Regions from separate parts of the Homo sapiens genome. Here region 2 is linked to region 1. The links are chromatin loops, found by intact Hi-C in ENCODE. Cell type or tissue: PC-9. All regions are shown on one strand. Links, peaks and the distances in the headings refer to the core of each region. The heading gives the core; the rest is flanking DNA.

Region 1 (2,927 bases), core at 146-2,645:
TTTTAATGCAGTCAATAGGCGATATAACACACGTATCTCAATCCCCAAAGGGAAATATCAGGTATCATTCTGGAGTTACAAAACACCAACCTTTTTAATCGCATGTAGTTTTCACTGGCAGCTGGTCGGCATTCAGCTCTTTGTACCACTATTCCTTCCAATGACAGCTTATCTTGAATGGAAAAAAAAAAGGATTCAGAGATAATACTTATCATTTTCAAGACTGTATTTTGACACACTAAACACAGTAATATGACAATCAAATATAATTAATATCAAAAATCAAGAAAAAATAGTTAAGTTTCAGGAATCTCACTGGTCAGAACAGAGAGAAGCCTTATTCTTGGCTTAGTAACAAACTGGGCTCCTGTCAGATTTGTTTATTAGGCTGCTGTGGCCCTTTGCCAGGAACAGCTTTTATACACTCTGCTCCTTCTAAATAAGGTAGCTTAAAAGGGCATAAAATCAAATTAAAGAGTATAAAGGCTATCGTCTTTGACAAAGAAGTAACTTCTGAAAACACAGCTAGTCTAAACCACTAAATCAAAGACCGTGTGTGTGTGTGTGTGTGTGTGTGTGTGTGTGTGTGTTTGTGTATGTGAATAAAATTCTCAAGTACCTTGTGACTAAAACAGCCAGCCCAGAAAATACTGTGACACTGGGCAGGTCTACTGTCTGGGTTATATTGTGTACCAGTTCAGCCTGCCAGCTGCTCTGACTTCTGTTTTCCTGCAGAATTCTAAATCTGGGCATGTCAAAACAGAATCTTTAACTGCTATGAATATTTGTCCAAACAGAAAGGCAATTTCCCCTATCCTTAGTAATTCTTATAGTGACTCTGACATAAAACCTAGGAGAATCAGAAAAAGGAAACAAAGGCTAGCATCTATTGTGTGCCTACTGGCCACCAAGCATTGTGGTGTGGTCACTTGACAGACCTTACCTTATTGTATAATACACATATAAATGTCTCATAATGGTACCAGCTTTATACCCTGGAAATGTATGACTGTGGTTAGAAACAGTCATATTTCCACAAGAATTCACCTGGGTTTTAAGAAAAGACTCAGGAAATTCCCTGGCTCATGAGTAGTGCATTTATGATTCATCTTTTCAGAGAGAATTACTTCATTCCACTAACATTAGCAAAATGTCTGCTATGCAAAAGGCCCCATCTAGGCATTGTGGAATCAAGATGATTAAGACACAGTACTGTTTTCAAGAAGCATACAGTTCACTGGGGGAGACAGATAAATTGATCAAAATGCAGAAAGTGTATAGAACCATGCCTACATATTTATACTAAAAAATCTTTTTTTAGTGATCTTTGGATGTCTCCAAAATCTAGGAGACTCTGTACGAACTAATTACAAGCACACCGTATATAATCAATGTATCCAGGGTCCCTTAATGCAACATATGCAACAAATCTCAAGAAGATGCAGAAAAAGCAATGATGAGAAGCATGACTACCTTATACCAAAATATGGCAGGAAGAAAATATTTTAAAAGCCGTTATTATTTTATAATAAAGTTTAAATTCTAAAAATAATTTCCTCTCATTAAAGTCTTTAATAAAATTAAAATTTGAATTTTCTTAAAGCAAAAAGCTTATATTCAAGTTTGGCTCTTGCTGAAGCTGAAAGTTCTATCAAGAAAAATTCTTTAGTCGTCACAACAATAGCAAGATTTGGGAAAATCTGATATATCAAATGTCTTAAATGCATAAGGAAAGTCCAATAAAGGAAGACAATTAATCCTTTAAAAAAATAAATCTAGGTCGGCCACGGTGGCTCACAGCTATAATCCCAGCACTTTGGGAGGCCGAGGCAGGCAGATCATGAGGTCAGGAGATCGAGACCATGCTGGCCAACATGGTGAAACCCTGTCTCTACTAAAATATAAAAAATTAGCCAGGCATGGTGGCACACACCTGTGGTCCCAGCTACTCAGGAGGCTGAGGCAAGGGAATCGCTTGAACCCAGGAGGCAAAGGTTGCAGTGAGCCAAGATAGTGCCACTGCACTCCAGCCTGGCAACAGAGCAAGACTCCGTCTCAAAAAACTAAATAAATAAAATAAATCTAGACTACTATCCCTGCAAATAATTTAGTCACATATCCACGTTTATTAATGTTGCAACTAAAAGAGCTACTGATATGGTCTGGCTCTGTGTCCCCAGCCAAATCTCATCTCAAATTATAATCCCCACGTGTCAAGGGAGGGAAGTGACTGGATCATGGGGCAGTTCCCCCTATGCTGTTCTCGTGATAATGAGTGAGTTCTCACTGGCAGCTTTTTCCTGTGCTCTCACTTCTCCCTCCTGCCACCTTGGTGCCTGCTTCCCCTTTGCTTTCCACCATGAATGTAAGTTTCCTGAGGTCTCCTCAGGTATGCGGAACCGTGAGTCAATTAAACCTGTTTCCTTTATAAACTACCCAGTCTCAGGCATTTCTTTATAGCAGTGTGAAAATGGACTAATATAGCTACCTTTTACTAAGTGAATGCTCCCCACTTATTTAGCAGTACCTACTCCAGGTGGACAGGCTGAATTTAACTTTCAGTTAAAGGTTTGTGCTATCAACCTTCTCCATATGACAGCTCAAGGGTAGAAATCAGGTCCACAGCAACTGCCCATTACAACTTGGCCACCAATCTCCTCACTATTCTTCAGTCAAGGTCACTCACACAGAGCAATAACATTTACTTTCTCAAACCATAATTTTCTATCATATCTTCTTTTCAAACCTAAAATAGCTTCCAAATGCTACTCAAAGTGAATGGAAAAGTCTTCATCAGCAACGAATTTTCCCATCCACTGGATGTTCCTAAGTAACCTGACATCTCTGTTCACTTCCTTTCTCCCCTTCTCTTCTTAAATACATTTTTAAAAGGCCAATTTACTCCTGATGCAGCCCCCTAGGCATGA
Region 2 (2,927 bases), core at 105-2,604, 47 kb before region 1:
CCTGCCTTGGCCTCCCAAAGTGCTGGGATTACAGGCGTGAGCCACCGCACTCTGCCAAGGCTAGTCTTAAAGAAAATTTTCTTCCTAAACTCAGTATCAAAGGTAATCTTAAACAACAAAGTGGGATACAAAATTCCAACTGTTAATTGCTATTTGACTTAACTTAGGTATTTTATTTTCAGGAAACCATCACACTTATTACATTACAGATATTTCAAAACCCAAAACCCTTAGCCCTTTTAGCAACTGCTAATCACCAGCGGCAACATACACAGTGGTTAACAGTATGGCTCCTAAGCTAGACTGCCTAAGTTCAACACCTGGACTGATAAATTACTGGCTGCACCACCTCAGGTAAGCCAGTCTCTCTGCCTGTTACCTTATCTGTTGTAGTTTCTTCATAGGGTTGGTATGAAGATTAAGTGTCATTACTTACGAAGCACTCAGACCAATACCTGGCACAAAGTATACATAATATGTATGCAATAAATGTGTATATTGTATAATACATATAGTACATATAAGATACACAACAATAAAAAAGTCTTGAAATATAAATATACAATACTTTCCCCTTATTGGCAGGAGATATGTTGCAAGACACCTCCCTGCCCCACTTGGTGCCTGAAATTGTGGATAGTACCAAACTCTATATATTATGGTTTTTCCTATACATACATATCTCTGATAAAGTTCAATTTATAAATTAGGCACAGTAAGAGATTAACAAAAATAACCCATAATAAAATAGAATAACCCTAACAATATACTGTAATAACAGTCTGTGAATGTGGTCTCTCTCTCTCTCACTCTCTCAAAATATCTTGGTGTTCTGTACTCACTCTTCTTCTTTCTTTTTTTTTTTTTTTTTGAGACGGAGTCTCGCTCTGTCACTCTGTCACTCAGGCTGCAGTGCAGTGGCGTGATCTCGGCTCACTGCAAGCTCCGCCTCCCATTCTCCTGCCTCAGCCTCCCCAGCAGCTGGGACTACAGGCACACACCGCCATGCCCGACTAATTTTTGTATTTTTAGTAGAGACGGGGTTCACTGTGTTAGCCAGGATGGTCTCGATCTCCTGACCTTGTGAACCGCCTGCCTCGGCCTCCCAAAGTGCTGGGATTACAGGCGTGAGCCACCGCGCCCAGCCTCTTCTTTCTTTTTATCATGTGTCAATAGATCTGTTAACCAAGAGGGCTACTAAGTGACTAATGGGTGGGTAGCATATACAATGTGGATATACTGGACAAAGGAATGACTCACATCATGGATGGGATGGAGCAAGATGGTGCTAGGTTTCATCATACTACTCAGAAGGTTGCACAACTTACAACTTATGAATTGTTTACATCTGGAATTTTCCATTCAATATTTTTGACTGTAGTTGACTGTGGGTCACTGAAACTGCATAAAGTTTTAAAATTGTGGACAAGGGAGTACTACTGTACAGATGGTCCTCACTTTGCATGGTAGTATGAGACCATTAAAATGCCTGTGAAAGCTGAAATCAGGCAAAGTGATCTTAATAATCAATGAGAAAAATTACTGCTGTTCCATGACCTTTAAAATTTTTTAACACATTAAAAACTTTCTTATGGTTCATCACAAAGGTATAGAATAATTTTTAAAAATAGTAAAACTAATATTTAGTTAGTACATTGTAATTTAAAACATCAGCAACATTGCAACATTGAGAATTGAAGTGTTTTACTTCTTTGTAAAAATTTATCAAGGGTACTTTAAACAGTGGTTGCCTTCTTTTTGCCATGATATAACTTGCAATGTAGAGTGAACATCTTTTCTGTACTTTTAGCAAATTGTCATATTCCTTACTAAGTCCAGATCAGGTACTGTAATTCAAGCACCTGATGGCAAGGTGTGTAAATTCTCAGGTTCTTTGGAAACCTAAGACTCTATGATACAGAAAAGAATGAAGATATAAAAGAATGAAAAGAGACAAGCAGAAGACTTACATTGTATTGATGATTAGCAACAGGTTTGTAATTGGTTGTTACAACTTTGTCCAGCTGTTGTGATAGCCTCACTGGTTTGGAAGACTCTTCTATTTGCAATCTGAAAAAAAATATAAGGCATTATTAACACTCTTGTTTAGCAGAGTGAAATATGAAGAGTTATTATTTCTATAATTCTTATTCAATGAAAACTAATATATAAAAAGGTAACCTCAGAGGATACACTAGCTTTAATACTTTAAAAATGCACTGAATATACGTGACTATAATGCAGAAACCAGTACACAAGCTAAATATACAAACTAACTCATTATAATGCCACAATGTACTTTTCACCCGCTTATTATATAGGCAAATCTTAACCACTAAAACCAAGAAGCTAATCAGCCTTAAATTTCTGGGGGAAAAAATCTTCATGTAAAAATAAATCATCTTAAATTACATGGTCTAAAATCAATCAAGTTATTAATTCAAAATGTCTACTCAGCTGATAAAAGATAAAGGTAAATAAAAAGAGAATACATCAACACTCAAGGTTTACTGAACAGCACAGAGAGAGAACATTTCTATCATCACAGAAACCTCTATTAGACAGCACTGCTCTAGAACTACTGCAGGACACCATCTAAACTGATCCTGTCTCTACAAAAAATTAAGAAAAAAAAAAATTAGCCAGGCACAGTGCCTGTAGTCCTAGTTACTCAGGAGGCTGAGGTGGTAGGATCACTTGAGCCTGGGAGGTCGAGGCCACAGTGAGCTGTGACTGTGCCACTGCACTCCAGCCTGGGCAACAGAGAGAGACCATGTCTCAGAAAATAAAATATAACTCAAAACACTGCTTTTGAAAATATATGCCACCATGTATAGTATATTATAAAACAATAGCTGACTAGTACATGTATATTTAAGTAGCTATCTTAGGATATTTTGTTTTATATTAAGTATAGCAAGGCTTAT

Evidence for each region. Peaks named below come from ENCODE experiments on the same cell type or tissue, not always from the same donor. Only the 100,000 strongest peaks of a DNase experiment are listed, where the experiment ranks them.
Region 2: it touches region 1 in a loop (1.8-fold over the local background); 4 of 110 quality-filtered maps call a loop at or near these places.

What each region holds. Positions count from the first base shown.
Region 1 is chr13:45,204,669-45,207,595 of GRCh38, reverse strand. GTF2F2 (general transcription factor IIF subunit 2) reads right to left here. Exons shown (of 8, transcript NM_004128.3): 5 at 91-172. Among named protein-coding and RNA genes, the nearest start is that of KCTD4, 5.1 kb to the right of the region's middle. In PC-9, for the core only: no CTCF peak of the experiment used is centred there; a DNase peak (open chromatin) is centred at 1,095; H3K27ac peaks cover 2,500 bases.
Region 2 is chr13:45,252,014-45,254,940 of GRCh38, reverse strand. GTF2F2 (general transcription factor IIF subunit 2) reads right to left here. Exons shown (of 8, transcript NM_004128.3): 6 at 1,971-2,070. Among named protein-coding and RNA genes, the nearest start is that of KCTD4, 52 kb to the right of the region's middle. In PC-9, for the core only: no CTCF peak of the experiment used is centred there; a DNase peak (open chromatin) is centred at 1,240; H3K27ac peaks cover 2,393 bases.